2 separate regions of the Mus musculus genome follow, and region 1 is linked to region 2. The links are chromatin loops, found by intact Hi-C in ENCODE. Cell type or tissue: left cerebral cortex. All regions are shown on one strand. Links, peaks and the distances in the headings refer to the core of each region. The heading gives the core; the rest is flanking DNA.

Region 1 (16,684 bases), core at 3,238-11,237, 180 kb after region 2:
CCAGGCACTGCCATAGCCTCACATGAGACAGCTATATCAGGGTCCTTTCAGCAAAATCTTTCTGGCATATGCAATAGTGTCGGGGTTTGGTGGCTGATTATGGGATGAATCCCCGGGTGGGGTAGACTCTGGATGGTCCATTCTTTCATCTTAGATCCAAACTTTGTCTCTATAACTCCTTCCATGGGTGTTTTGTTCCCTATTCTAAGGAGGAATGAAGTATGTACACTTTGGTCTTCCTTCTTGATTTTCTTGTGTTTTGCAAATTGTATCTTGGGTATTCTAAGTTTCTGGGCTAATATCCACTTATCAGTGAGTGCATATCAAGTGACTTCTTTTGTGATTGGGTTACCTCACTAAGGATCGTATCCTCCAGATACATCCATTTGCCCAAGAATTTCACAAATTCATTGTCTTTAATAGCTCAGTAGTACTCCATTGTGTAAATGTACTACATTTTCTGTATCCATTCCTCTGTTGAGGGACATGTGGATCCTTTCCAGCTTCTGGCTATTATAAATAAGGATGCAATGAACATAGTGGAGCATGTGTCCTTATTACCAGTTGGAACATTTTCTGGCTATATGCCCAGGAGAGGTATTGCTGGATCTTCGGGTAGTACTATGTCCAATTTTCTGAGGAACCTCCAGACTGATTTCCAGAGTGGTTGTACCAGCTTGCAATCCCACCAGCAATGGAGGAGTGTTCCTCTTTCTCCACATCTCGCCAACATCTGCTGTCATCTGAATTTTTGATCTTAGCCATTCTGACTGGAGTGAGGTAGAATCTCAAGGTTGTTTTGATTTGCATTTCCCTGATAATTAAAACTATTGAACATGTTTTCAGGTACTTCTCAGCCATTTGGCATTCCTCACTTGAGAATACTTTGTTTAGCTCTGTACCCCATTTTTAATGGGGTTATTTTAATTTCTGAAGTCCAGCTTCTTGAGCTCTTTGTATATATTGGATATTAGTCCCCTATCGGATTTAGGATTGGCAAAAATCCTTTCCCAATCTGTTGGTGGCCTTTTTGTCTTATTGGCAGTGTCTTTTGCCTTACAGAAGCTTTGCAATTTCATGAGGTCCCATTTGTCAATTCTTGATCTTACAGCACAACCCATTGATGTTCTGTTTAGGAAATTTTCCCAGTGCCCATATGTTTGAGGATTTTCCCCACTTTCTCCTCTATAAATTTCAGTATCTCTGGTTTTATGTGGAGTTCTTTGATCCACTTAGACTTGAGCTTTGTACAAGAAGATAAAAATGGATCAATTTGCATTCTACCACAGAATAACCACCAGTTGTGCCAGCACTATTTTTTGAAAATGCTGTCTTTTTTCCACTGAAGGGTTTTAGCTATCTTGTCAAAGATCAAGTGACCATAGGTGTATGGATTCATTTCTGGGTCTTCAATTCTATTCCATTGATCTACCCATCTGTCACTGAACCAGTACCATGCAGTTTTTTTTTTTTTTTTTTTTTTGTTGTTTTTAAATCACAATTGCTCTGTAGTACAGCTTGAGGTCTGGCATGATTCCACCAGAGGTTCTTTTATTGATGAGAATAGTTTTTGCTATCCTAGGTTTTTTTTTTTATTATTCCAGATGAATTTGCAAATTGCCCTTTCTAACTCAGTGAAGAATTGAGTTGGAATTTAGATGGGGATTGCATTGAATCTGTATATATTGCTTTCGGCAGGATAGCCATTTTGACTATATTATTCCTGACAATCCATGAGCATGAGAGATCTTTCTATCTTCTGAGATCTTCTTCAATTTCTTTCTTCAGAGACTTGAAGTTCTTATCATACAGATCTTTCACTTTCTTATCACACCAAGGTATTTTATATTATTTGTGACTATTGTGAAGGATGTTGTTTCCCTAATTTCCTTCTATGTCCCTTTATCCTTTGCGTAGAGAAAGGCCACTGATTTGTTTGAGTTAATTTTATATCCAGCTACTGCACTGAAGCTGTTTATCAGGTTTAGAAGTTCTCTGGTGGAATTTTAGGGTCACTTATATATACTATCATATCATCTGCAAATAGTGATATTTTGTCCTCTTCCTTTCCAATTTGTGTCCCCTTGATCTTCTTTTGTTGTCAAATTTCTCTGGCTAGGACTTCAAGTACTATATTGAATAGGTAGGGAGAAAGTGGGCAGCCTTGTCTAGTCCCTGATATTAGTGAGATTGCTTCAAGTTTCTCTCCATTTAGTTTGATGTTGGCTACTGGTTTGCTGTAGATGAATTCCTGATCTTTCCAAGACTTTTATCATGAATGGGTATTGGATTTTGTCAAATTCTTTCTCTGCATCTAACGAGATGATCACGTGGTTTTTGTCTTTGAGTTCATTTATATAGTGAATTACATTGATGGATTTCTGTATATTAAACCATCCTTGAATCCCTGGGATGAAGCCTACTTGGTCATGATGGATGGTCGCTTTGATGTGTTCTTGGATTCGGTTTGTGAGGATTTTATTGAGTATTTTTGCATCGATATTCATAAGGGAAATTGGACTGAAGTTCTCTTTCTTTGTTGGATCTTTCTGTGGTTTAGGTATCAGAGTAACTGTGGCTTCACAGAATGAACTGGGTAGAGTACCTTCTGTTTCTATTTTGTGGAACAGTTTAAGGAGAGTTGGAATTAGGTATTCTTTGAAGGTCTGATAGAACTCTGCACTAAACCCATCTGGTCCTGGGCTTTTTTTGGTTGGGAGTATATTAATGACTGCTTCTAATTTTTTAGGGGAAATGGGACTGTTTAGAATGTTAATCTGATCCTGATTTAACTTTGATACCTGGTATCTGTCTAGGAAGTTGTCCATTTCATCTAGGTTTTCCAGTTTTGTTGAGTATAGCCTTTTGTAGTAGGATCTGATGACATTTAGGATTTCCTCGGGTTCTGTTGTTATATCTCCTTTTTCATCTCTGATTTTGTTAATTAGGATACTGTCCCTGTGCCCTCTCGTTAGTCTGGCTAAAAGTTTATGTATCTTGTTGATTTTCTCAAAGAACCAGCTCCTGGTTTTAGCTGATTCTTTGAATAGTTCTTTTTGTTTCCACTTGGTTGATTTCAGCCCTGAGTTTGATTTTTTCCTGCCATCTACTCCTCTTGGATGAATTTGCTTCCTTTAGTTCTAGAGCTTCTAGGTGTGCTGTCAAGGTGCTAGTGTGTGCTCTATCTAATTTCTTTTTGGAGGCACTCTGAGCTATGAGTTTTCCTCTTAGGACTGCCTTCATTGTGTCCCACAAGTTTGGGTATGTTGTGGCTTCTTCTTCATTAAACTCTAAAAAGTCTTTAATTTCTTTATTTCTTCCTTGACCAAGGTATCATTGAGTAGAGTGTTGTTCAGTTTCCACGTGAATGCTTGCTTTCTATTATTTATGCTGTTATTGAAGATCAGCCTTAGTCCGTGGTGATCTGATAAGATGCATGGGACAACTTCAATATTTTTGTATCTGTTGAGGCCTGTTTTGTGGCTGATTATATGGTCAATTTTGGAGGAGGTACCACGTGGTGCTGAGAAGAAGGTATATCCTTTTTTTTTTTTTTTTTTTTTTTTTTTTTTTTTTTTTTTGGATAAATGTTCTGTAGATATCTGTGAAATCTATTTGTTTCATAAGATCTGTTAGTGTCCATGTGTCTCTGTTTAGTTTCTGTTTCCACGATCTGTCCATTGAAGAAAGTGGTGTGTTGACATCTCCCACTATTATTGTGCGAGGTGCAATGTGTGATTTGAGGTTTACTAAAGTTTCTTTAATGAATGTGGCTGCCCTTGCATTTGGAGCATAGGTATTCAGAATTGAGTGTTCATCTTGGTAGATTTTACCTTTGATGAGTATGAGGTGCCCCTCCTTGTCCTTTTTGATAACTTTGGGTTGAAAGTCGATTTTATTCAACATTAGAATGGCTACTCCAGCTTGTTTCTTCGGACCATTTGCTTGGAAAATTGTTTTCGAGCCTTTCACTCTGAGGTAGTGTCAGTCTTTTCCTTGAGGTGGGTTTCTTGTAAGCAGCAAAATGTTGGGTCCTGTTTGTGTAGCCAGTCTATTAGTCTATGTCTTTTTATTGGGGAATTGAGGCCATTGATATTAAGAGATATTAAAGAAAAATAATTGTTGCTTCCTGTTATTTTTGTTGTCAAAGTTGGGATTCTGTTCTTGTGGCTGTCTTCTTTTAGGTTTGTTGAAGGGTTACTTTCTTGCTTTTTCTAGGGTGTAGTTTCTGTCCTTGTGTTGGTGTTTTCCCGTTATTATCCTTTGAAGGGCTGGATTTGTGGAAAGATATTGTGTGAATTTGGTTTTGTCATGGAATACCTTGGTTTCTCCATCTATGGTAATTGAGAGGTTTGTAAGGTATTGTAGCCTGGGCTGGCATTTGTGTTCTCTTAGGGTCTGTATAACATCTGTCCAGAATCTTCTGACTTTCATAGTCTCTGGTGAGAAGTCTGGTGTAATTCTAATAGGCCTGCCTTAATATGTTACTTGACCTTTTCCCCTTACTGATTTTAATATTCTATCTTTATTTAGTGCATTTGTTGTTCTGATTATTATGTGTCAGGAGGAATTTCTTTCCTGGTCCAGTCTATTTGGAGTTCTCTAGGCTTCTTGTATGTTCATGCTCATCTCTTTCTTTACGTTTGGGAAGTTTTCTTCTATAATTTTGTTGAAGATATTTGCCGGCCCTTTAAGTTGAAAATCTTCATTCTCATCTACTCCTATTATCCGTAGGTTTGGTCTTCTCATTGTGTCCTGGATTTCCTGGATGTTTTGAGTTAGGATCTTTTTGCATTTTGCATTTTCTTTGATTGTTGTGCCGATGATATGGAATCTTCTGCACCTGAGATTCTCTCTTCCATCTCTTGTATTCTGTTGCTGATGCTCGCATCTATGATTCCTGATTTCTTTCCTAGGGTTTTCATTTCCAGAGTTGTCTCACTTTGGATTTTCTTTATTTTTTCTACTTCCCTTTTTAGGTCATGGATGGTTTTGTTCAATTCCATCACCTGTTTGGTTGTGTTTTCCTGTAATTCTTTAAGGAATTTTTGTGTTTCCTCTTTAAGGACTTCTACCTGTTTAGCAATGTTTTCCTGTGATTCTTTAAGGACTTCTACCTGTTTAGCAGTGTTCTCCTGTATTTCTTTAAGTGAGTTATTAATGCCCTTCTAATGTTTTCTATCAGCATCATGAGATATGATTTTGAATCCAAATCGTGCTTTTCGGGTGTGTTGGGGTATCCAGTACTGGCTGAGGTGGGAACGCTAGGTTTTGATGACGGTGTGCAGTTTTGGTTTCTGTTGGTAAGATTCTTTGCCTTTTGCCATCTGGTAATCTCTGGTGTTAGTTGTTATTGTTGTCTCTGGCTGGAGCCTGTTCCTCCTGTGATTCTGTTAGCCTCTGTCAGCAGTCCTGGGAGTCCAGCTCTCTTCTGAGTCACAGTGGTCAGAGCACTCTCTGCAGGTAAGCTCTCCTCTTGCAGGGAAGGTGCACAGAGGTCTGGCGTTCAGACCTGTCTCCTGGCTGAAGATGAAGGACTGAAACAGGGCCTGTCCCAGAAGATGTGTTGCCTCTGAAGTCTGTGTGTTCACCTGCACAGACTGATCTCCAAGGGACCCAGGACACAAGAGGGCTCCCTCACCTGCTCTGGTGGTCAGAGCCCTCCCAGGTGGTCACCTCTCCTCTGTTGGGGAAGGTGCCCGGATGTCTGGAGCCCGAAACGGGGGTCTGTCTCAGAAGCTGTAGCTTCTGCAGTCTGCTTGCTCATCCTCTGCAGTCCTCGAGCTGATCTGAGCAGACTGGTCTCAGGACTTACTCTTTGTGACCTTACCATAAAGAAACGAGGAGCCCTCCACGTCATACTCATGCTACATACACATGCACAATATCCATTGTAATCACAAATCAAAATTTTCTGTCAATTCATTTATTGTGAGGAATCGGTCACAGCATTACAAAAGTAGCCAATACTAGTAACACAATTCAACACATATGGGTGGAGAGCTTTTTTTTTATAAGAACCATTTTGATAAATATAAAAAGGGACACCAAAGCTATCTAACAACTCCACTCAGAAGGTGGAATGGTCTGGAAGCATAATACTGACTCGGTAAATACAGGACTGGTGCTTTGAGACAGAGTTAAGCAGAATGCTTCAACAGTGGTCCATTTTCTTTCTTTTGTTTTTGGTTTTTCGAGACAGGGTTTCTCTGTATAGCCCTGCTGTCCTGGACCTCACTTTGCAGACCAGGTTGGCCTCCAACTCAGAAATCCGCCTCCCGAGTGCTGGGATTAAAGGCGTGCGCCACCACGCTCGGCCCGATCCATTTTCTTAAAAGGAGAATTTGGATACATGCTCAAGATTGTGAATTTTGTAGAAGTACTTCAATATTGCATCTAATTCAAAGGCAATCTAGAAATATTTTTCACAAGTTAGGAAGGCAAAATTCTACTCAGTAATAATCGTCCACAAAAAGATTTTCTCAAGACTGAATTTGAATGTCTTAAGCTGATGCTTCTTAGTCACGGAACAAGAAACAAACTGATTATGAATTTTAAGGTTAACATTTTCCTTTCCTATGGATGGAGTTAGTACAATATATACTTTTGAGAAACAGTGACATAGACAAGAAAACAAAATTGAAATAGGCTAAGACATTCCAAATCTGAATCGTTGGGACCTCAGAATACATTTGCTAGGGAAGACTATATAAGTAATGGAAAAAATTAGGGACTTCTTGGAAATGACAAACATTGGGACATTGGGTGAAGTAGAGTGCACTGGAGAAAGGACAGGTGTGTGAGACTAGGTAAGGCTAGTGTTACTAGAGGAAGGAAATCACCAGGACCAACACACACCCTCTGCTGGTCATTTTAGGTATTTAATTTTCAGAGTGCAGCCACATTCATGAAGGGAAAACGAAACAGCTGCAAGAGAATCATCTTTTTAGTTTTTAAGACTCAGGCTAGAACAAAATAAATTGTCCTTTAAAAACAAATGTTAAGCAAAATAAGCTAGACTCATACAGATAGATACCACAGCATCTTATTAGACTATAAAAATTCATCTTTCTGTTACCCCCCACACCCATGCACGCGCGTGTGCGTGTGCGTGTGTGTGTGTGTGATCCTGAAATTATAAGGAGGATCATAAGATGGAAGGAAGAGATGTCAAGAGAGGGAAAACATAGTTTAGTAATGGAATCCAGGAGACATGCATATAAAAGAGAGAACTATTGATCTGGGAGGAAGGGGTTAATCAGAGAACAACAGGGAGAAAGGGCATTGAAGGAGAATGATGAGGAAGAGTGTATACTATGGAATATATATGTATACACATATACATATTTAATATATCATATATAAAAGTAAAGTATTTTATAATAGTATTTCCATATGCATATGAATATATGTAGATATATGAAATATACATAAATACTATAAAATACATTTTTATGCTAACTTTACAGGAATAAAAAAGGATGGTCTAATCTCTCAAGTAATTTTAATAGTGATCTGTCAAGCAGCTCACTCATGAGAGAAGAATATATGCTAGTTGTTGAAAATAAAATCTTATAAGGTACAGTCTCACTTTCACTGGCTATCGTTAATTTTTCTTGCCTTTGAATTATCAAGGAAATTCACAGTTCCCTTTTAGGGGTCTTAGTCTTGCTAATAAAAGACTTAAAATGGGTACAGAAGGAATTTTGAGGATCATTCTATTACAGTCTCCAAGGGCGGGGGGGCGGGGGGGAATAAAATAAAACAGGCAAGCTGCAAATCTCCGAAGCTGAAGGCAGGAGGAAGATAGTTAAGTAGAAGAAAAAGCTACTCCGTTTTGAGTTTGGATTCAACAGAGTTTTCATATTTACCAAAGCAGTTGCATGGTATAAGGCGAGGGCACAGGGTCGCCTTCAGACAAAATCCTGAGCAAAAAAAAAAGCTTAGGTTTTTGACTAGGATCCAAGACAGGGAGAAAGAAGGGAGAGAGGGCGAGAGGGAGAAAGGGAGAAAGGGAGAAAGCGAGAAAGGGAGAAAGGGAGAAAGGGAGAAAGGGAGTGGAAGGGGGAGGGGGAGGGAGGGGGAGAGGGAGGAAATGGAAGAGGAAGAGGAAGAGGAAGAGGAAGAGGAAGAGGAAGAAAAGTTACACTTTTAGAAATGTTAGAATTCCAAAAGAGGCAGGCTGGCAGGCTTAGCAGTGTGGCATGGGGCAGGAAGGAACTTCGGCACAGCCCGGTACCCCATCTCAGTGAGGCAAGGATTCCTCCCATCTCCTTAGCATATATTCAGTTGAGGTGTCCTCCTGGTCAGGTGACTGACAGCCCTAGCTGCAGGGGACAGTCCTATGTGATGCTCTAATCATAGGGGAGATGAGAAGGTGAACTCTACTCAGGACTCAGATTCCATTCTTTTTTTTTTTTTTTTTTTTTTTTTTTTTTTCAGCAGGAAGTAGCTTTCCCTTAAAGAGACTCCAAAAATCCCTGATACCTCTACTTTTCCATATATTATTTTAAATCTTAGAAAGAGGGAAGCTGACATTTCCTTTCATTGTATTACCAGAGAAATAAGTTAGCTCTAAAGTTAACCATGATGAAAGAGTCTATCTTCCATGGCTTCCAAGTCTGCTAATATCTGGAATAACTGCACAGTAACTGTGCGTAGGAAGAAAGGGAGAATTAACTTCAAATATCATTTACTTGGATGCAAATACATTTTTTTCCAATACCAAGCACATGGCTGTCATGTCTTCATATGGAGCCTTTTTTTCTCTCCATGTGAGGAGCTAGACGTTTACCAGTACAGGAAGTAATGTACTTTCCTTGCAGTTCACTGACCCTTGCTGTAGCTGGCACTATAAGATACAACAATATTTCCCCTGGAAACAATTTGCTATACCTTAATTGCAACCCTTTATTTTCCCCAGATATCAACACCACATATTCCAAACCTCTTTTTCTTAATAATATCATGAGACATGGCCAGAAGGGTATTTGAGACATTAAACATTATATTATCAAAGGGAATATCATCAATAATCTAAGCTAATAAAAATGTTTACATCTTCATCATATGGCCAAAGCATATGGTCTAATATAAAATGAAAAGCTAAGCTAAGTCAACAATGGAGGGGGCTGCATACCTGAGCTTCTGATTGTACTGTTTGACCTTTTCCAGGGAGGCTGTGTTTATTTGTGCTTGAAACTCTTCCACAGAGATGTTGTCTCTATAGCAATATCCTTCCATACTCTCCAATGCTGTGAAACAAGTAAACAGTTTATATGCCATCCTATAACTTAGTCTATGTGCATCCCTTCTAATGCCACTAAGTCTCAATAATACATTAAAAGTGCTGAGTATGTAACTCCAGAAATGAATGAAAATATGCCCTTTGCTCTCAAGATATATATATCAAACAGTGAAAAACATGTTGTTGTTGTTGTTAAATAGGTAAAGGCAATTTCTGGTTTAAACTGTCCTCTATTTTTAAAACATTCTGAATACAAAACTAGACTATGCTGTTCCAAAATATGCTGTTTGGCATGAGGTTTATATTTAGCTGGTTATTCTGAGAAACTGCAGACATAGGAAGTATTCTGAAAACAATGCAAAACTAAGTCTTTTGTAAAAAGAATTTATATCTAAAATGGGAGCCTACATTGTTGTGTGTAGCAGCACAGGTACTTGGGGGTGGGTGTCTGCATTTCCATGCACAGCCCCTGTTCTGCACCATGAAGAAAAAGGGACAAAATCGTAATAGCCTCTGATCTCTGCACAAGCCACTGAGATAAATTTATACAACAAGCTTTGTCCTTATTTTCCTCATGTCTTAGGGTTTCTATTCCTGTGACAAAACACCATGACCAAAAAACAAATTGGGGAGGAAAACAAAAGGGTTTAAATAAACCCTTACACTTGCACATTGCTGTTCATCACTGAAGGATATTAGGACAGGAATTCAAACAGGGCTGGAACCTAGAGATAGGAGTTGATCCAGAGTCCATGGTGGGGTGCTGCTTATTGGCTTGTTCATCATGACTTGCTCAAGCATGCTTTCTTACAGAACTCAGGATGCCATCCATGGGTTGGTGGTCCTCCCGCATTGACCACTAATTGAGAAAATGCTTTACAGCTATATCTCATGTAGGCATTTCCTCAACTGAGGCTCTTTGCTCTCTAATGACACAAGCTTGTGTCAAGTTGACACACACAACCAGCCAGTACACCTTGTCATTGTTTATAATTGGTCCTTTCTCCCTATTTGTTTCCATTGACATGAGTACAACAGTTTTTCTTTTCACCATGGGATGCATTCCAGTCCTGCAGTAGATGCTGAAATGAGGGATTCTTCTGAAGCCTGTGTGGATTTTCACACCATATACATGCATACCCTATACTTCCTTACACCTACATATACTTTTATAATGCTTTTCCCATTTTCACAAAGCACTTAATTTTTTTTTTAATGTTCTGTGGCTGTAACTACTGCAGCATGATAATAGAAGCACAAGGATTCTGTTTCCTCACAATAGTATGGACAAAGGAGCTAGTCTTCATCAACAATAACCTTTTCCCATTTATGCCTCTCTTCAGCATATCCCAATTGCCAGCATGACTATTTTTACATGTTGCAGCAATTACTCACTAAAATCAGGGATACTTAAGAATGAGACCCTGTATAGTCAAGGACCTGATAAGTAAGGGCAACTTAGTGACTCATGGGTAAGTGGCTTATACAAGCTGTTCAAAGGATGATCTCCCATGCTCTGGTTAGATACACAACAAGTTATTCAGAATAGTGTGCAGTTGAAACATGAACCATTTATTTCTCCAATTTGCCATGTAATGTTTTGAAATCACAGTTGCCAGCTGGTACACAAGATCACAAAAGTGAAACCACAGAGAAGACAGAGACTGTAGTTAAGCTGGGGTCAAAGCTGAAGGACACTGCTCCTGGCCCAAGGCACTCCATTTTGTACATCTTCAGCTCTACTTGGCCTCATCAACTAATTTCCTAACTCTATCATCCTCTTCGGTCATTATGTTAGATTCTAGAGATGATGGGACTGATAAAAAGTGATCAAACTGCACTCAAGAAGCTACAGGCCTCAGGGTACAGGAGCCTCTGCAATGGAATCACCACCCCACCATTAGCTACTTTCTGTAGTTGTAATATAAGACCCTGACAAAGAGCAACCTAGAGAAAAATTAGGTATTTTAGCTTCTAGTTCTGAAGGGGACATAGATTTCCTACCATGACAGGGAAGGCACAGCACAAAAGAAACACGAGGTAGGCCTGGCAGTCAGAAACCAGAGTGATCACATTGAACCCACAACAGAAACATGAGGTAGGCGTGGCAGTCAGAAACCAGACTGATCACATTGAACCCTCATACAGCAAGCAGACAAGGAGAACAGGAAGTGTGGCTGGGGAATAAAACCTCAAAGGAAGGTGACACCTAGTAACATACATCAGTCAGCAAGTTCTATTTCCTAAAGCAGTGGTTGTCAAACTTCCTGATATTGTGACCCTTTAATAAAGGCTAAATGATCCTCAGGTTGTAATGATCCCCCCAAACATAAGATGATTTTTGTTGCAACTTCATAACTCTAATTTCACTACTGTTATGAATTGTAAATATTTTGAGGGTATAGGTTTGTCAAAGGAGTCATGAATCATAGCATGTTCTTTGGGACCCTCTGCTGTGCATAACTTTTCCCAACAGTGCCATGAACTGAAAAACATGTGTTCAAACACATGAGTCTATGTGCAACATTTTAAGCCACAATACCTCCCAATTAAGGCACTTACCATGCTGAGTTATCCCCACATGGAAAGCAAAATATTCTTTTTATATAAATTCATTTCCATTAAAAACTGTAAAATAGCAATGACAAAGGCGTAAGTATGCATGACCAAATGTAGCCTGTTGAGATGTCTGTAGGAACTGTTGTGCTAGCTAATATAGGAGATGAGGCCTGAAAGTTGGCAGCACTGTTCCCTCAGTTTGCATCATGAGTTGTATAAAAGAAAATAAAGTGAGCCCAGCAGTAGGTGTGCACAGACTCACTTCCCTCTGCTCTCAACATGGGATGTGGCTAACCACTGCCAGTGCCTGTCCTGACTCTCTTCAATGAGTGTCTGGAACCTGGAACTGTGAGCTCCAAATTCATGCCTTGACTTCACCTTAATTTCACCAATGATGGGACTGTAAATGATCTTTCTTAAAGCTGCTTTTATCAGCACATTTATCATAGTAACAAATGAAACTAGAACACCATTGATTGTCATCGAGACACTTCAAGATTTTGTTCAATGAAGGGTAGAGGAACACTGAAGGGTAGAAACATGTGAAGCTGTAATTTCAGAAACCACCTAAATCTTCTATATGACTATTCTGAAGACACGCATGGCTTTCTTGAAAATCCCTCACCCATGTTTGCATATGCACACACCCTGCTCTAAGTACCTCTCCTATTGCTGTGCATGCTTAAATCTATGCTAAACATCTCTTCTTAATAAAAATCCAATTTAGAATGTTGGTATCACATGGGTAAAATTTCCAGAATATTAATCCTTAGTATGCCTCAATGGGTAGCATGGAGATGTAACTATGGCTGATGCCCACCTCACATTGATAACTTTTCTGATGACCAGGATGGGACAATCTCTGGAGAAGTATAGCTGACTGCTGCTGAACAGTCTTACTGTACTCTCTTAGCTTGTTTATTACCTCAGTTTCTTTTCCTTGGAAAAAGTAAAACCCCCTCCTTGATGCTCAAAGAATATAACTGGCTCTGAAGAGAGGTTTTCCCCCTAGAATTATCAATATACATTTCTGGTCCAGATAGAGCAGTCACTGCTATTTGTAGAGATATCATTGTAAAGTCTATTTACTAATGCCCAAAGCTATTTTCTATTCTCCAAGAGATTGGCCAGAGAATTTTTGAGGAGAAGTGACTTTGATGTGACACTAAGAAGAGTAAGCCTTGCTAGGCAGAGCATTATAAAGCCTTAACCATACTGATAATAGCTGTTTTTATGCAAACCATTCTCCAGACTTCTCTTGACCCTGGCCTACTAGAGCACCATACTTTATTTTAAATACTTTCTCTAAAGCCAGCAACCTCTTCCATTGCTAGCTTGTTTTACAACTTTACCATTTCTCCTTATGATATTAGAGGTATATATAATACTAGAGAAAGCACTTCCAAAACTTTGTAAGGCAGCAGTTCTCAACCTGTAGACTTCAACCCCTTTGAAGGCCACATACTAGGTAGCCTACAAATCAGATACTTATAATTTATAACAGTAGCAAAATTACAATTAAGAAGTATCAACAAAATAATTTTATGGTTAGAGATCACCACGAGTGAAGAACTGTATTAAAGAGTGTCAGCATTAGGAAGGCTGAGAGCCACTGCTGTATGGCAAAGACCAACTGCACAGACTTGAATGTACTAATCTTAGGACTGTTCCAAAGAAGCATAATAAGTCAATATGTAGTGAACATTTTCAAGGGTATACAAAGCAAAATTAGCCACCCAAACTGTGGAGCTGCTCAGTGCCATTGATAGAATACTGGAAAGGTTGGTGAGATGGTTCAGGTAGGGAACATACTGAGAATTTTATGTTATTTTCATTTTCTTCCCATCTTATTCCTTTAAGATACACAAGAGAACACATCGAATATAGTTTAGCCTCATTATGAATTTTTTTTAAATTGAGGAAATATGGCCTAAAAAAGGCATCACAGGAAAAAATCCATCTCCAGGACATCAGTTCTTGCTGTTTGGCCCTGAAAATGAGAGAAGTTACTGCAGTCTGTTTAACAAGTTTACTCTTTGACTTCCTTGTTACTCCTGGTTTGCTTGAGGCTCATCATTTGCCTTTGGAATGTAAATTTCCCATTTTTTTTTTTTTAATCATGAGCTGTTTGGAAAGTATAGATTATAGGTTAAGGATGGCTATTGTCTCATGAAGAAAAAATGGGATTAACAATCTAATTTAAAACTGGCATTTGATAAATTTATGAGGGCATAACCATCCTAAGTAAGCAAGGCTGAGGAGAAGGTTGTAGATATGAGGGAGAGAACAGCCAGAGGCTTCTGAAAGAATTTAAATTGAACGTGGCCAGGAGAATAAACCAGGCCATGAAAGAAGTTGTGATGGATAGTGAGAGAAGAGTAGAAGAGAGACAGAATAGGAGAGAAGGCAAATGGAAGAAGAGAGAAGTCTAGAAGTGGAGGATCAAGAGAGCGTGTGACCAAAATGGCCAAGCTATATAGGAAAGAAAAGCTGGGGATAAGCAGCAAAGCTCAGAGGCTACAGAGATTTGGAGAAGGGGTAGGTATGGGGAGAAACATGCAGAGAGAAGTCAAGACTCTATAACAGATACCTTGGTCAAAGTCTACTTTTATGTGTTAATAGACATGTCAGTTAGCCATTTATTTCTTCAAGAAGTTACACTCATTTGTGTTTGTAAACTTGTATACTGTTTTCTTGGCAGCAAATTGGTTTCTAAGTACATGTTCACATACGTTTTAAAAATTAAATTAGTGTAAATTATTGCACAGTGTAACTGTAACTGGAGTTTTAATGTAGTGGTGCTGGCTCTGGCTTCCTAACAGGCTATGATTAGTCACCTGTCTCAATACGTCTATTAAGGATATCAAGTGCTTGGGAAGGGATAAAGAAGTAGACATGATCAATGTGCCTGCGTTGTAGGGAACAAAGAGATCTATGTATCTCAAGCTCATCTTTGGGTGACTGACATGATCATTAGACTCAAGAAGGAAGACCAAAAGAATAAACAAGAGAAATGGTTAATTGGGCAGTCTTGGCTAAGGTAATCTGTTGCCTGCTTGATGATGTCTTGGTTCCAGTTCAAAAATATGCTCTGAAGAATTCCTCCCTGTTTGAAGTTGGTTTTCAAGAGGTGGCTGCTCATGTTCCAGAGTGCAACCTCACCAGGATATGAGTGCCATCACCTGGAGGTCCTGCTCCACTCCATTGTTCCAAGGTTTGGGACCATGACTTACCCATGTGCCTTCAGCTTGACAAGGGGGTGAAATAATCAGGCAGATATTGTTACATGATTAACATGCTTGCATACAGAGACAAGCAGGTGACCTGAGGGGAGGGGTGCCAGAAAGGGATGAAGGCAGAGATGCTGGACTTTTATCATGCCTCTGTTGCCTTGTGAACCTAAGAAAGAAGCTAATGCTCTTTTTAAAAGGCAGCTACTAAGTAGCTGCTATTATAAGAATCAAATCACTAGTTCATTTAAATGCGTCTACAAAAGGAAGTAAAAACGACCCCAGGGCTGTTAACTGAATGAAAAATAAGAAATAGAAAGGAAAAACAGGACCGTCCCTAGGTAGGTATAAGAGAGACGAGGCAGAGGCAGGGACATCTAGGAGAGTCCAGAATGGGCATGACCCTGAGCCCTGTGAGGAGGTGGAGGGGGGCTGGGCAGGGTAAGGAAAGGAGCCATAGACCAAAGCAGGCAGCTTGGGCCAAGAGACTGACCAAGAGACTGGCATAGCTAAGATGGCCAACTTCAATAGGGATCAGAGGAGTTGGGTTACTGAAACCCAGCCTTATACCTGGGCTGGAGAGTTCAGGGGAGAGCAAGGGGTATGGCAGCCCGGGGGGTGGGGGGGGTGACTATACCAGGTAGAGACCAAGGGATGTTAGCAGGACATAGCAGCTACAATCTACTTTTATATGTTAATGGGCACAAAAATTAGGCATCTGTCCCAGGTTTGAGCCTTAATAGTAGCAAGTTTGACCTGTGTTCTACAGAAGGCTTTATAGTAATTTAAGGTTATTTTTTCTTCATTTTGTTTTAAATAAGACAGAAAGGGGCTGTCAAGTAAGAAAAAAAGAATAGAGAAAGTTATAGACACTATGAGAGTGTAATAGATATAGTAGAATATAAAATAGATTTTGGTAAAGAATATTAATGACAAAAGGCTTCTAGATTTAAATAAAAGAAAAGTTCTGAAAGGAAAAAAATTGTTCCAGAAGAGAGTAAAAAATGAAGATGAAGCATAAAGTTTAAGCCTGTCTCACAGGAAGGACTGAGTTACAAGACTGAATTTTTAAAAATGAAAGTTTTTTATATATACGATCATATGTATTATAATTAAAGGTATTTGGAAATTTTCCTAGGGTCAGTTTTTTGTTTGTTTGTTTGTTTGTTTGTTTTCTTCAAGACAGGGTTTCCCTATGTAGCCTTAGTTGTCCTGGAACTCACTGTGTAGACCACCAGGCTGGCCTCAAACTACAGAGATCTACTTGCCTCTACCTCCTAAGTGCTAGCTCTGGGATTAAAGGTATGCACCACTATGCCCAGCTCTGATTGTTTGCTTTCTGGACTTACTTCATCAGATAATCTGCTCCAGATGATTAAAGGGAACATTTACAAGGAAATAATAATAATAATAATAAATAATAATAACAACAACAATAATAATAATAAATAAGACAATAGCCAGTCTACCCAGTCTTCCCAGTCAGATATACTTACATCAGTTTTCAAATTTGATTTTTGAAGAACTGAACACAGCAATTGGTGGTCTAAAAGGCCCAGGAACAAGCCCTGGTTATAGCCTTAACTCTGGGGAACAGTGAGTTTCCCATCAGAAAAGACTCCATGACTCTGAAAATCAGAGACTAAAG
Region 2 (16,684 bases), core at 3,929-11,928:
AGGCACCAACTGTGGAATGATTGACTGACCAGGCTACAAGGGTGGCAAGACTGCCATTGTCTTCACAGTTAAACGAGGGACAACATGTGCTGCTGCTAAACAGCCTGTCTGCAGAAGAGACACATTCTGTGTCTAAGAGGATTCTGGCCTTTGACACACTAAAGACAGAAGGAAATCATCCATGCAACAGATCTTTCTACGCCAAGAAGCCAGGAATGTGCTATATATGAAGAAGTAAAGCTTCCTGTGCTCCTGTATAGCTTTCTATCTCTACTCACTTGTCTTCATTCTCTTCAGTGATCTGTTAAGCAAAATACATGACTCCTTATAAATATGGTTTAATTATTGCATAGAACCCTTTTCTTTTCTATAGTGATGGTATTATGTGCTTAGATAGAGAGAGATAGGAAAGTACAGTGCACCATCCTAAAACGTGAATTTGGACTTCATTATTATTTTTCTATTAAAATATTTTATACACTATATTTGGATCATATTTCTTCCCCCCACAAACACTCCTCCAATATATTCCCTACCTCCCTACATTTTGTTTTGGAGTTTATTTTTTGTTTTGTTTTTATTTGAGAGAGAGCCAGAACGTGGTATTGTACAGATTCTCTTGATATGTGATTGCTTCTAGTGTAAACCCAGAACTAGAGAAACTCTGTATCCTTAGAGCTTCTTATGTGCTCAATAGGTCCCCAGCTTCCACCGCTGAAAATTCATATTGCAGACTCTAAGTCTTGTTCGAAGGACTGAGCCCCATGTCTACAGCAGTGTGGTCTGCAGGCTGAAATAGAAAAGCAGGAAGCTAGCTCGCTGACAGCTAATGAGAAGAAAGGTAAGCATTTTGAGACAGTGGACAGTGTTGGAGCAAGGAGGAAAGGAGAAATAGAAAGGCTAGAAAGCTGAGGCTGACGACAAATAGAACATTCTGGTGAGCCAAAGAAATGGTAGTCTTGGTCACTGGAAGAGTTCCAGGCAACTGTAAAACATGTAGGGCCAATGGACACAGACACCACAGACATTGGAGCTGTCACTTGTCACTGACCAAGACCAGCCCTTGAAAAGATCCATCCCTCCTATCCATGGTTTCAATCTACAGAGTGAACAAGGCCCCTGACAGCTGGTTGGAAACATTGCTGAAAGAAACATTGCTAGGCTTCTATACTGGAAGATTACCTTCCCACTTAAAATTGCTAAATATTTCCTGGGAAAATGCCTTGGGAATATGTCACATCTTACCTTCCATCCGACTTTGTCTCACCAGTTAAGCAGTGGTTGCTTTTCTCTTGTCTGCATTATGAAGTAGCAATTTTCCCAGTCTCTTACTCTTTTGAATGTTACTGACAGACGTTCTATTATTTAACCTTTCTCCTCTTTCAAGGATCAAACACATTCTGTATTGCATTAAATCTTATTGGAATCAAATGTTGTATTTTATCCAGTATGATAAACTTTTAGCTTCATTCTATATTTTGAGTTTCGGGTGACTCTGGTTTATGAGCCTCCTCAAACTGGCTTCTCTGTCCTTGTGACAGCATCACCACCTTTTAAACATCAGGTGTAAGATACTCTGAGTTCATTCATCTTATACAAACCTGAAGTCAGCCATTCCTTTAACAATACTTAATTATTCTAGTAGGGAAAGATATGTAGATACTACCATCCATGTACCAAATATGCTCATTGCTACTCAGATGTTGTTATTCCTAGTTTCTCACAGTAAACAGAGCAGAGATTTAAATGTGGTACAAACACCTTAACATAAGTGAAACCTATACCTGTTACTGAAAGACATGAGATTACATGGTACTTGTAACTCAGTTCTAACATCCAAACTTTACTCTGCTTTTGATCTGCGATCACTGTCTTCATTAGTGAGAAAACTGGCTCTCATGATTATCTTTTTTAAAAGATTTGTTTATTTATGTATATTAGTACTGTGATAGAAGAGAACATTAGACAGAAGAGAGCATCAGATCACATTATAGATGGTTGATCTCATTGTAGATTGGTTGGTTTGATGCTCTTTTTTTTTTTTTTTTTTTTTTTTTTTTTTTCTGTTTGTTAGTAGGAGTGCTCACGATTAAGTCCAGACCTTGCGTATGAAAGTCAAGTGCTTTCTCACTGGGCTGCATCCTCAGCACTATTTCCTTCTGGAGTTATTTTATTTCCTTACAAACTATTTGAAAATAAGACATAACAAGGTAGAGATGAAAATTAATGGGCATTAATCTAAAGCATATCAAATACGTTTTAAAAGATTATTTTGATGTTGAATCAATAGAAATGTGTTAACTTTGACTCTTGAAAACTTGATTAAAATAAATGCCTTTCCTCATCTTTGACTTTAACTGTCCCAGGATTGTAAAGAGCAATATCTATTTAGAAACAAGAAAAGTTCTTATAACTTCAAGAACTGGGTAAAAATCTCTAACAAGAGTTACTCCAGCCGGGCATGGTGGCACACACCTTTGATCCCAGCACTTGGGAGGCAGAGGCAAGCAGATTTCTGAGTTCAAGGCCAGCCTGGTCTACAAAGTGAGTTCCAGGACAGCCAAAGCTACACAGAGAAACCCTGTCTCGAAAAACAAAAACAAACAAACAAAAAAATTACTCCAAAAATGTATTGGCTTATCATTAACATGAAGAGTTTCTGAATAACAAGGTAGTATTTTTTATTTCCTCTTCCCAGAAAGCATTTTACTACGACTACATTTTTTACATTAATCTATCAGAATAAGGTAGGCATGGAGCTTAGCTCTTGAGTCTAGCAAAGAGTGACTAGCATTCCTCCTTGCCCTATTTAGAGCATGCCAGTCACACCTGTGTACCACCATCACACCCAGGAGCACTCCCTAATGAGAGCAAAGGAGATAGTCTTTTCATCCTATAATGAAAAGGAGCGAAGGATAGTCATGAGCTAGGGAAGCATGGAAGCAGATTGAAGTTTGAGCTTCCAGATGTATAAGTAGAAGAGATGAGCAAGTGCCACTGAAGCATAATGTGTCTACATTTGTCTGGGGATGCCCCAGGTCTGTCCATGTGTCCAACTCACCCTGGATGCAGCAAATTAGCTCATACAAAATTAGGCGATGTGAGTCGTACAACACTGAGCCACGAACATGATAAGAGTGTGACTCTATTCTACTTGGAGAGCATTAAACCACATTTGAAGGATATAGTGAGTTGGGCTGGATACAGGGTCAGCACACACATACACTTAAAATGTGTGAAAACACACAGAGTCAACACTATTCTGCTTTGAAGTAGTTCAGGATGTCATACCATTGTGTGAGGGCAGAATCAATATACATGCTACTTTGAGGATTTTTCCAACCAGTAGTTCGTTAATAATTACTCTGTATAGTTAATGGGAATAAAAAAAATCTAAGAAATTACATACCTCTTTGTATGGAAAATGAGAAATTTTGATGATCTATACCATATAATCTCTTGTGAACTAAGTCAAATGATTTCTACTAAAGACAAAGGGGTCACTTTAATTCTCTAAGCAGGTATTTGCCAGATAATTCAAGTGCTGAACTTTTTTAAGCTACTAACTTTCTGGCCTTGGAGTTTGACACCACTCCTGTTTTCACAGCTCACATTTTTACGTATGTTATAAAACGACTCCACTGTGGTGGAACAGGAACCATTTTATACCCTGTCACTTAAGAAGTTAGATGTAAATTTTAAAGCGGTCAAAGTCATACATCTGCTGTATCTCAGCTCTGAGAAACACTCCTATATCCAAATGCCCAGGCTCAGCTCTGCTTGCCTGCCTTTAATAAGCCAAAGGAAAACCGAAATTATTACACGCTACATAAATCTCAGAGTTTGTGGAGTGCGAGTCATTTTCATCTTATGTGTGTTTGTACTCTTTTGAAATGCCATCACCCAGGACTCTTATGCAATGATTTTTAGGCATGGTTTTGTAATGCTTCAAACTATTTTAATTCGTATTTAAAGGTGTATTCCTAGATCACCTGAAATCAAAGTCAGTTTCAGTCTATTTTCACTGTGGTGTACAAAGCAATTTTTAAGCATCACTAATGACACAGTATTAGTGATAAAGTCCATAACTAAGAGATAAACTATGTACTTAAATTTTGTGAATTTTTTTAAAGTTAAGCCTGGTATAGCAATTCATGCCTTTAACTTGCCAGCATTTGGGAGGCAGAGGCAGGTGGATCTCTTTGAGCCTGACGTGGCCTGTATAGGAAGTTTTAACCAGCGCAGCCTTGGCCTCATATCCAGCCATCCTCAATCCTAGGGAGGAGGTTATCTTTCCTATTTGACATTCTTTAAGTAACTTTAATAAGCTCCCTTTAAAGTGTTTCGCTAATTTTAAAAATGGGGGGTCCAAATATTCCTCCCATACAAAGCACACAGTGGGACATACTCTCAATGAACACTCTAACCACTGAAGAAACCTGTATCACTAACCCTGGGGCCTCCATCCAACACAGTGGGGAGTGATAATCATGGCAGCTGCCTATTTTAAATTCTACTTTCTTAAAAGGAATTTTTCGCTTGAATTTTCATTTCTTAAAATATGGCCTAAGAACAGGAGCAAGCTATTGCAGCAATCTTCTCTTCCAGACCAGTGGGGATCCCCGGGGGTCTTCCACTGAGCTTCCAAGTCAGTGTTGAGAATCACTGAGTGACAGAAATTTTATATCACCAGTATCCATGTCATAGATGATACTTCTGGGCTGGTTTGGTTTGATTGACTGATAGTTTGGAGTTTGTTGTCCTTGTGACGTGTATTTCTCTATAGCTCAGACTATTTTCTAATTCACTCTGGAGCTCAGACTGAACTGGAGGCTGTGGTGATTATCTTACCCCAGCCCAACAGGTGCTAGCACAGCAGGTGCGGGCTACTACATCTGACTTCCGCATTGACCCTAACTTGAGGAGAAAGACTACAAATTTGCATGTGTTCCCAAATGGGTATAATTGGTCAATTCTACCCTCGGAGCCAAGCTCTATCATAGTCACTGCCCAAATACTAGCACTTCTGCTTTTCTCCCTTCAGCTATGGAAAGTGCACATCAACCCTTAGAACTACTTATCACTTCCATCCAAGCTAATGGGGATTACGTAATGTGCATCACTGAGTGAAATACAAAGCATAGAATTTTGTTGGTTTAGGTGAGGAGATCTAAAGCTTTCGTGAAGCAATTTTCTTAGTCACTTAAAACTCTTCAGAGGGAAAGTAGCTGCTGAGCATTACAGGGAAAGAGACTGCTGATAAATATCAAACTAAGCTTATTTCCTAATTATGGAGAAAGTTAATTCCATTATTGTCACTTGGAAAGAATGATGGGAATTTTAAAATAACTTGAGTGAGAAGGGGATCTATTAAAAACAATTCACTTATTTTTTTCCTTGGCTAATTGTGCTTTATATTCCAGGAATTAAGCCAACAGATGCAGTCAAAATGCCTCCAATTTATTATTTTGATGTAATTCATATACCGTTGGTTAGTGTGTGTCTACCTTTCCTAGTGTGAGGCTGTGTAATGTATAATCATTGTACCAGGGTTGAGAAAGGCTGGTGATGGCTCACATGCCTAAGGTATGGACTTAGCAGAAGCAAAATTTCCTTTGCTAACATTTTGAAACAAACTAAAAATTAAGAGACCCCCAAGACTTGTGACCCCTTTAACAGAATTTTCGTTGAAACAATTCTCCAACTTTTCCAAATTTTACCATTAAGTTAAGACTGGGAAGGAATACTTGGAAAAGCTTAGTTATTGGAAACCTGTTCTTCCCAGGGAAAAAGACCTTTTTGTGCCCCCCAGGAGCTCTTTCAAGCAGTGGCATTAGTTGCACCTCACCTCGATGGTATTCATATCTCTGCTGCTCTAGTCTCCAAGAAGCTGCTCTGTTTTCAGATCACTAATGCATCCTTTTCCTCTTTCTCCCTAGCTCTTCAGCCTAAGCAATAGGAAGCTGCTTTTCAGGTATGTGCTGCGAGGAAGTCATAGGATAGACTTTCTATAGGAAGAATGCAGACTGCGGAACCTCAGGCATCCCAGGTGAGCCTGGCTACTTGAGTACCTGGCACTCCACACTTCCTCAGCTTGGGGTCAGCACCCTGACAACCTGCTGAACCGTAGCACTTAGGTGGTGCCTGCTTTCTGCCCCTAGGTCAGATTTTCCCTCTTGCTTAGCTTTTTTCTTCACTGTGTTCTTGTCATTAATTATTTGAAGGCGAAGGAAAACATCTCAAGACTGTGTCCTCAGAAAACAGGCATGTTTTCCTAAAACCCTTCTCTGCTCCTTTCCATCTCTGAGAACAGTGCAAAGGGTTCTAGTTTCAGCCACTGGACCAGCTTTAACATTTTTCCCCCAGCCGGGCAACCCCTCCACCTTTTTAGGTTCTACGACTGCCCATATTTAAAAGAAGAAAATTCAATATGCAAGATAGTGTGAATTCCCGGTGTGTGTGTGTGTGTGTGTGTGTGTGTGTGTGTGTGTGTGTGTGTAGATGTACACCTGGATTACCTGTCTCAACCTTAGTCCTGCCATATGGCTACTAGATGCATGACAGTCAGATGGCTCCAATTGTCCTGTTAGGCTGAAGTTAGGCCCTCCAGAGCTCACCTGTCAGTGTCTAGGTAACTGGCCAAGTGCCAGCAGGGCCGCGTTCCAGAACACCTAGTGGGACAGTCCTCCCTCTCCCGCGCATTTGCTCAGCCCCCTACCTTTGCTTAAGAAAATTCTGATTTTTTTTTTTTTTTTTCCTGCACCACCACCACCGCCTTCAAAGAGAGCGGGACCATTCCCCACCAGGGCTCCTTACCTCAAACAGAGGACCGATCTTGTTTTTCTCCAGGTAAGCCTGGATTCGGGTTTGTTGACGAGATGCCATGAGAAAACAGATGGGTCAGCAGAGAGAAGACAATGCGCCTCGGCTGGGGACAGCTCTACTCTACCCCAGGGCAGGAGCTCCGAGCCTGAGCTTTCTGGCACAGCGATGGCTAGCAACTCCGTTAGCAGCGAGCCCGAAGGGAGCAGGGCTCAGGGAACCCGGGCGAGGCTCTACCAACTCAGACAACTCCGAGGCAAGGAGAGAACTACATCGCATCCTGCAGCTCGCGCCCACCCGCTCTCCGCTTTCCGCAGCACCGCCGCCGAGGCGAAATCGCGGGCAGAGGCTGGTCTGTCCTCTGGGCGGCAGCAGCAGCAGGAGCCGGTGGCCGAAGGCGAGTGTCTGTGCAGTGCCTTCGCGAGCCGAGCGGGGGACAGCGCCGGCCGCAGGGGCGACAGCGCGCGGAACCGCCCAGAGCGCGCCACGGTGTGCGCCCAGCTCCTGGCTGCCAGGAACCAGCACCCAAGCTGCTCCCCGAGGCGGTGCTCGCTCCCTAGCGACAGAGCCGCTCAAAAAGCCAATGGTAAAGGTGCTTCTTTCAAAGTGCACATAAATCTGGTGCTTGTTGGCTACTCCTTGGCAGCTACACCCGCAGTTCCAAACCACTCAGCTTGATCTTCTCCTGGCCCAGCGCTCTGCCTTCACTAGGCTGGGATGAGAAAAAGCCGGAGATGAGAACTATGGCTGGGTTTTGCCGCGAAAACAAAGTTGCTTATGTTAAAAAGAAAAAAGAAAGGAACAGATATATCTATCTTGGCCTTGAGCAAGTCAGCCACAACCGGCGTTGCTGCCTGAGAACTGATTGAAAATTCCCGAAGTACAGACACCCAAAGGCTGGAAGCAACCCTTAGGCATTTGGCAGGGAGATGAAACAAAAGCAAGCCAGCTCTCTCTGCTTCCAAGTTTGCCTACACCTTCAGCTCTGTCTGCTACACCTCTGGCTACAGCTCAGGGGCTCTGAGCTCCCACCCAACAGTTATTCCTCCAGATACTTCAGAAGCACATCAACTTTACCTCATACCTTCTTACTATGAGACGACTTTTCAAGGTTAAGATCTGCAGTTATCACAAGGTTCCGTGTAGAGTTCTTTGCATTTAAAAAACCAAAAAACGATATAAAGCACTAAAACCCCAAAGATGAGTTGTCTGGTTCTAAACCATTTTGTATTGCCAAATCAGAACGTTTATACTAAAACTGTTGGCTGTCTCTACAATAATAGGCACGGATTTCTTTAAAACCAACTGCGACAGTGTAGATTTCTTCTTTTTCTGCACTGTGTTCAGGTTTCTGTGACCTGTATCTGTCCAAGCTTTTTCTCTCCGTTTTAAATTATCTAAGCATTGTGCAATAGTTAAGATGAGAATGGATTGTTCCAGGAAGTATTATAATAATTGCCTTTAATAATTCACATACACGAAATCTACTAGAGGAATTGGGCTATTAGCCACTATTGATAACTCGAAGCAGACATGATTTGGGGTGGAAAGATGTCAGAGCTGTTACTTTTACAATCAGCCTCATGACCCACCAGGTACAGGCAGGAGTAATGAACAGTGAGGAGTCCTGGTCTGTCACGTATTTCCTGTAACAGTTCAAAACTACAGTTACTTATGTACTTTTTCATAAGATTGGGAGATACTGACTATACATTAAATATGTTGTAGACTTGGCGTGAAGCCCTGTGAGTCACCTAAAGGCCCAAGTATTTTAAATTCCACATTGTACTAAAAGATCAGGACAGGCCTTCATCAAAATACATCTTCTTCCTCTAAGAGATATGAGGAAGATCTTTCTTCAAATCTATTAATTAAGATAATTAATAAGTCTTCCATAAACCCAGGAGTTCTGCATCAATTTTATTGGCCAGAAAAGATAAAACTTAGTCTGGCAACATTAAAGAAGACCCATAATGCTATTTTAAGTAAGGGTGCTACATCTCTAAGTATCCCAAACTTGCATAACTGAGACATTTCCAAAGCCACTCCACTACTGCGATGCAGCCTCTACCTCAGAAAGCATGGTTGTTCCATTTCTTACAGATTCTGACACCATTGCTACTGGAAGTAGTTTTTTGTCCAGCTTCTCCATTGTAGGCATAACATTAAGTCTGAAACTGTAGAGGCATAAAGCTCCACCTTTGTCTGGTGGCTTTCAGTCCTGTGGAAGTAGTTGACACCTACACAATGATGGTGTGCTAATACAAGAGTAAAGAGGCATACTGTGGCCACAGATTTCTTGAGGGATGTTGTGAGGATTGTGGAGTCTGCTGTCCTCAATGAATACTTAACCAAGGACATAGTATCCATACAAAGTGTTGGAAGATTAAGAGGTTGGTTTCTTTGCTGAGACTGGAGGAGTGGATTTGGGGATAAGGTATCAAGCTTCAACATTAAAAACTAGCATGTAGCAGTACATAGGCCTGCCACAGGCTTGCACTGGAGAAACAGGGGTGAACATAGATGAGCATCACATGCAGTAATAAAAATAATCAGCACCCATCTTACTACATAGTAAATGTCTGGCTGAGCAGTGGCATGTCTCGTGGGAAGTGATTATTTGGGTTACACATTCTATAAAATTGTGACAGCCAGAGTTATGGCTGGAGTCCAGCATGAAAAGAATGGCATCTTATGAAGACGTGCCTAAGACGGAATCTGTCGATTAAATGTGTGTCAAATGAGATAGGAGAAGGAAATTAGAATATCACTGAGTTCTGGTAGAAAGTTAGGAGATGTCAGGTACTTGTTCAAGCCACCTATATAAAACAGGCTGCTCTGTGTTTTCATTCACACTACCTCATTCTCAAATGGAGCCCATTTATATCATATAGTGTAGAAATGGAGCTTATAAATATTCGCATTCCCCATGGAGAGGGCTCTATCTAAGAATGTAGCACTCCGTAATGATAATGAATGAGTTAAATTTTAGTAGATTGGTTCAGTCCACTAGACTAAACTTTCTCCCTATTCATGGTATTTATAGTCTGTTTTATATCATTTGGTTGATTGCTTACATAGAGGCCAAAGCCTCTAAACCTGAGAACTATTTAAAACCATGAATTGTATATTATTAATTTCCTTATATTTACAATATGCAATATATTATAGAATAAGTTCTTTATAACTGTGTCTTTGGAACCCTATGACTCTACACCTTAATAATTCTAATCACCTATAACCTTTATGGTTGATTAGAGGGCTGGAGAAATGGCTCAGCTGTTAAGAGTATGTGCTGTTCTTCCTCAGAGAAGAGTCTGTTTCCTAGCATCACTGCCAGACTATTCACAAAGCCCTGTAACTCTAGCCCTTGGGTGATTTGATCCTTCTGGAAGATGCACATAAACATAATTAAAAATAATAAGAACACATAGTTTTAAGAGATTGTTTGAAATTTAATCCTGGTCTCAGATTGAATTTTACAAGCTTTTCCTGACACATTACCTTGGTATCCTTTCTCCATTCTTGGCCATTTTTTAGTGAGACTATTTTGACCTCATTGTGTTCTAGGGGTGCCTGTCAGTATAATTTACAAGTACACAGAATCCAATTTATAGAATGTGCTAAAGCCCTTGTCTAACTCCATTTGTAAGACACCTTGTACAGCTCTTTAAACAAATGATTTTCAATGAAAGACAGAGCAGTGGCGAAGTCCAGTTGACCCACCTCACATCCACTATCAACATGACCTCTTGAAATTGATTCATTCAACATAGAGGTCAGACAGCAAAGACAGTCTGAACAGGTTTCTTGAACAGAGAAGACTCTTGAGCCCTAAAGCATAGTCAGTCCTCCCTTTCCTTGATGACTTTTGCCTTGTCTATTTACAATAAGCAGCCACAAGTACCTTCCCAAAGAACACAGTGGCTTTGAGCACTCTGCCCATGCAAGGGAAGGGAACACAGACAGTTTCCTTCCTTTCTGCCTGAACAGGTACAAATGCCACATCTACCATCTGAACACAGTCACAGCAATTTCTCCACTGAACCAATGCATTTCATACTGGAGATAATGTCAAGAAGACCGTGCTTTCAATTTCATCTTTTCCAGATGAAAAAGTGGAGACACCCAGCAAATAGCTTATCCAGAGTAAAAGCTAGCAAGTAACAGAATGTGTGCTTGAACCTCCGTGGTGTCTGAAACACTCATAGCCCTGCTGACCAATGTCACAAATGCTTCATTTCCCTTTGGTTTGAGTTTGTTTATGCCTATGCCAGGGGTTATTTTGATAATGAATTTCAAGACCAAGACAATTATTGGCCCTATGCTAAATGAACACACTGTCTCTCATGATTTTCAAAAACACCCAATCAATCACATTCATACTAACTGCTCTTAGTGGCTAGTAACTCAGATTGAATGGTACCATGGAATTCAGAACTACAATGACCCTATGGTTTTACACAGCCATGCCTTCCATTATTAGCCAGTGGAATTCCATCTCTAATTTTCACATTTAAATATTAGATTTTAATATTTAATTTTTAATATGTGTGTTCATAAGCAAACTCCATCTCAAAGTCTTTAATTTATAGCAATAACTGTAGAACAGGCTTACTTATTAAGTCATGAACCATTTGAAGAATATCTTTTTACATGTGATCATATGGCCTACTGGAAGCTGCTACTAATATCAGGAGAGAAGACTATAGCACATGCTGTTTGCCAAAGAAAAGATCCAAATTCAGCATCTCAATTATGGTTTCTACACACATGCCCACCACTATATAAGTCAAACACTGGCAAATAGAACCATTATGGATTGGATCCCATATACAACATCAACTTTCCATGAGCGTGAGTTTTTCCTGAGTCACCATTGTGAAAGCAGTGGACTGACAATCACACAGAACACAGAGAAAACTTCTGTACTGTTGAATCCTAGTTCCAGAACATACCAACTCTCAGATCTGGGCAAGTAGGTCCAGAAGCCTCACCTTCTAATGTAACAATAAATACATCATTGTTCCTATTGTAGGGTTGTGATGAACCAATTTTGGGGGGTAGTTTTTTGTTATTTTTAGAAACACAGTATTTTTAACTGTTAAGCTCTTAAAAATATGGTTGCCAAAGAATATTTGGTGAACATTACTGCTGACAGCAGGAAGTTATTTCTTACAACATCTGTTTTTCTTCCTTCCTTCCTGCATTTTTAAAGGTAAGTGAAGTCTATCTAATCAGAAAATAAATGCCCTGCCCTTCTTATTTGTCTTAATGTCATAGTCTAAAATGATTTCTATTTTACCATTGAGCCACGAAGACAATCTGAAGATTTATAATTGAGTAGACTATATATACATATTGATGTTAAAAATGAAAAGAGAGGAAAAACAAAGTAACCAGACTAAATTGAAGTCATTGCATCAAGCTAATACATTTAGATGTTCATTTTGGAGATAGAAAAGTGTAAGTTCCCTGGACTTATTTAAAACAATATATTCTTTTATGTTGGAGCTCAGCTAACACCTGATACTGGTAAATTTTTTATTTTGGTGTTCATAAGTTATTCTAAAAACACTAACAAAGCTTTGATATTTTTAAATGAAGATATTTCTCCAGCCAAAGCTTTATATATCTAGAAATGTCTTAAAGATGACAATTCTGCATATGGTAGTATCAATTCTAAAAAGAGCCCTTTTTCTATATGTAACAAAGCATCCAGACAGCTAATTCCTAAGACTGTGTATCAAGCTAGGGCTAGTCTAAATATATCTTGTGGATCCCAGAAGAGGATATGGAGCCCTGGTTTGTGTACCATTCTGTTGCTAATGGTCACCATGTATCCCTGTCCTCTGAGTTCTTCACAGTTTCTATGATTTCTGTATCATGGTGTACCACACACCATTCCTTCTCTATTGTCCCCATGAAAAAGGAAAATTTATTTATCACTTCACTATTAACCACATGAAAAATGAAATCTAGGATAGTTCAGACTAAAATGAACAATTCAATACTTCAGTACAACCTTGTATTGGAAATACTGACCAATGTAATTAGTCAAGAAAATAAAATGGAAAATCACATTGGGGTAATAAAATGACATTTCAAAGCATGAAATACAAAACGGCCAATAGACTCAAGACAGGAGAAAATCAACATCTCCAGCCATAAGAAAAATGGATATTGAATCCACACTGAGATTCCCTCTCATCCCAGTCAAAATGGTTGTCATCAAGAGTAGCAGACACTGATATGTATAAAGACACCCTTGCTCATTGATGGTAAGAATATAAGTTAGTCCAGACACTGTATGAAGGTCTCTCAAAAAAACTAAAAATAGACCTGCCCTATAACCCTGCATATACCAGCATTCCTAGCAGGTACCTAAATAGCTCTAATACGTACTACAGAGACATTTGCACATCTGTATTTATTTCTAGGTTGGATCCCAGCATCTAATTTAACAATCAGCAGTTGAGGTATTCCTCACAAATACCTGTAACCTCAGATCTGTGAGAGGTAGAGACAGGAGGACAATTGAGACTTGATGGAGCCCAGCCCAGTGGACAGATACGCACTGGTTTCAAAGAACTAAGCAGAGAGTGATGAAAGAAAACACCAGATACAATCTTCCAGCTTCTGCACACATGAACACACATTCACATATATACAAATACACCTGATACACTCTTCTGACCTCTGCACACATGCACAGACACACACACAAATGTGTACAAACACTCGCATGGGCAAATAAACAAGTATTTTTAAAAGTTACATTCCTTAGGTAGAAATAATCTAAATGCCCAAATACCCACCATGGATGAAAAATAAAATATATATCTGTATGATGTAATATTCTTTAATCATGAAGTTGAACATTGCTGTGCATCAATATGAATTAAGGATGAATATTGAAAATAGTTTAATCAATAGAAGAAATACCATATCCTCTATGTTCCTTTCATAGGAAATATCGATACTATTAAGTCTACCAAGGAAGAAAGTAGGTTAATGGCTGCCTAGGGGAGAATAGGATACAGGGAGTCTGGAAGGCAATAGGAAGGGTCAGGGAGAAAGAGGGGGAGGAATGCCTTAAGTTTCTTTCTGGGGTGAAAAAATGGCCTAACATTCATTGTGTGAATGTTTGCATATATCTTTATGAATGTGCTAAAACTTTTCTATTCTGCATTTTAACTATGTGAATGGTTTGATGTGTGAAACTTATCTCAGTAAAGAAGTTATTTTAAGAACTTACCATAATTGTTAAATTTTGTAGTTTCCAAGCTTCTCTTGGAATAAGAATTTTTGTTATAGAAAAAAATGTATTTTTATAACACACACCCATGGAATTATAAATGCGTCCCTAAAAGAACTTGTATTTGGTGAGCAGAATATATTTAAAAACAAAATGGAGTCAAATGGCCTTGCATTAGCTTAAATGAGCACTTCTGGAACTCCAGGAACTGAAGCCAGAAAGAGGCAAAGACACATCAGTGTAGAGAGAGTTGCTCATATATGGGGTGATTTTAATTGGAGTAAAATAAGACACATAAACAGTTTTATGTAATGGGCTTTACTTCTTTTCTCCTCCTTTCAGGAAGTCTTGGATAGAAACCTTCATTCTGTTTTCCTTACTGTACTGCGGGCCCTGTTTTGAAGGGCAGACTGCAGGAGAAGTGTAAGCTAAGTGGCAGCCTGCACCTGCAAGGCTAGTGATCTTTGTTTCCAGGGAGATTACTGGGTCTCTCTATTTTCTTTCTCATTTTCTTCCCAAACAGTTCTTTGGCTTAATGTACAAATATTTGGCACTTTGCCTCTTTTAAAATAAAAGGGGCACCTTTTAAAATTACCCCATTGATACACCCTCTGTAGTACACTGATTTCCATTACTCTTAACACTCTTATGCATGATTAAAGCACACCCTACTCATCAATGCTCCTCTTCCATCTTCTACTGAAGCAAACACTACTGTAATAAAGTTTCTGTGCATGTCTGATGTTCCCATGGCCTCGAGGTTCTTCAAGTCATGAACCCACTCAAGAAACTGCTTCTCAGTCACAAGGACAAGCACATCTATGTTCTAAGGTGCTGTGACATTGTGCTCAAAGGTGGTGGCAGTAATTTATAATCTTCCCATGACTACAGAGAGATTCCTTTGCCAGAATCTTCATCATAGTGAAGGGGAAGTACCATAAAATATGTGGGTCTTAGTCCCAACTTTGCCAGTCTCACACTATACCGAATGCTAGGCTTCTATTATATAAAGTGATAAAAAAGCCCCAGGGCAGACACCTTGTCAGCTCTGCAGTTTGCTGTCCCTGTTTTTTCAGTCCCTTCTTTATTTCTGGCCCAAGGCAATTCCCTGACTCTCAAGCAGTTCAGCTATATATCTATGAGGATGCTAGTTATAATTTATTGAGTGATTCTAGGTGCTCAGAGCTGGGGGACTTCAAGCTATCTGCATTGCCAGGCACTTAAATCCATAACAGCGCTTTCAGTGCCTGACCAGTCTTTTAACATCCCCAGATGTTAAATGCCATAAAGAAAATAAATGAAATCAAATTACCGATGATAATGAACTATTAAGCTCTTCTTTCATGATTTCATTATTCAACATGAAGGCAGGATAGCATAGCAACTAATAGTAGTAAATCTATGACCAGTTGCTTGGGTTTGCATCCTAAGTGCCCAACAGTAGGGCAAGGAACTTCATCTCTTGGGGACTTGAATTTATCTTAAGCTGAGAGGGAATGGTAACAGTAGTGCCTATCCTGGAGAGCTGGTGTAAGGATTTAGTGCATTAGCATTCATGAAATGCTTGTCTTTATCTGGCAATTAGTATGTGCTACTCAATCACTTGATAAATAAATAAAATGGGATCCTGAATACTAAGCATGCATTTCCAGGCTACCCATGAATAATTTACTAATAGTCTTCCCTCAGCATTCCATCCCCAGCCTATGCACTATAAAGTTTGCAATACCACAGCACAACTTTATAATTCTAGTAAGCTAGCAAAGGTATCTCTGTGCTTATGAATAGAAGTGAACTAGTTGGTGTCCATTGTGCCCTGGACATAAAGAATCATTTGCTTATTCAAATAATCAATTACACATGCTTAAGAGAAAGTGCATTATGTTCACTTATACAGGGTAAGCAATTGTGTTACACAGTATAAGTGCATTGTACAGACAGGGAATAGTAAAGAAATATGCTATCCCATGCATTCTTTGGCCTCAAAGTTGTTCCATCAGCATCCCTTTTCTGACCTCCTTTCTTCTTCCCACTCTGATCACTGTTTTCAACGCAGGTCCCTCACTCAGAATTTTTGTGTTTGGAAGAGGCTATCTGCGCACAACACAGCATAAAGACTTGTGGTCATCAGCACTAGGGATTTTACAGGATCCATAATCATCTTGAGACAAACCTCTGAGCATGTCTTTGAAAACTTTCTAGAATAAGTTAATTGTAGTTAGGAGACCCACCCTAAATGTGTCCTTTAATTCTATTATCCAACATCCTAGACCAGTACTTCTCAACCGGTAGACCATAACCCTTTTGTCGAACCTGTATCTTAAAAAATATTTACATTATGATTCATGACAGTAGCAAAATTACAGTTATGAAGTAGCAACAAAATAATTCGTGGTTGGGAGTCACCACAGCGTGAAGAACTGTATTAAAAGGTCATAGTGCTTCTGAGGAAGGTTGAGAATCACTCTCCTAGACTGAATAAAAAGGTCTTTTCAGGCTGCCCAGGCAATTACCACGTGTGAGGCTGCTCAGGCTGTGAGTAGCCTGTATCTTGGAGTATGACCCTTTGCAAGGATGGAACACTTAAGTATCTTAAGTTACTTA

What was found. A loop is a pair of places that touch in the nucleus more often than their neighbours do. Peaks named below come from ENCODE experiments on the same cell type or tissue, not always from the same donor. Only the 100,000 strongest peaks of a DNase experiment are listed, where the experiment ranks them.
Region 1: a loop joins it to region 2, with 3 times the contacts of the local background. A loop is called at or near these places in 6 of 42 quality-filtered maps.

Annotation. Positions count from the first base shown.
Region 1 is chr1:11,224,252-11,240,935 of GRCm38, reverse strand. It overlaps Prex2 (phosphatidylinositol-3,4,5-trisphosphate-dependent Rac exchange factor 2), which reads right to left. Exons shown (of 40, transcript NM_029525.1): 35 at 9,140-9,254. Among named protein-coding and RNA genes, the nearest start is that of Gm24173, 98 kb to the right of the region's middle. In left cerebral cortex, for the core only: a CTCF peak has its summit at 6,857 (motif pointing left); DNase peaks (open chromatin) are centred at 6,854 and 9,686; H3K27ac peaks cover 390 bases.
Region 2 is chr1:11,404,770-11,421,453 of GRCm38, reverse strand. It overlaps A830018L16Rik (RIKEN cDNA A830018L16 gene), which reads right to left and starts at 7,349. Exons shown (of 14, transcript NM_001160369.2): 1 at 6,817-7,349. The coding sequence starts at 6,885. In left cerebral cortex, for the core only: a CTCF peak has its summit at 7,202; DNase peaks (open chromatin) are centred at 6,015 and 7,314; H3K4me3 peaks cover 3,467 bases; H3K27ac peaks cover 2,066 bases.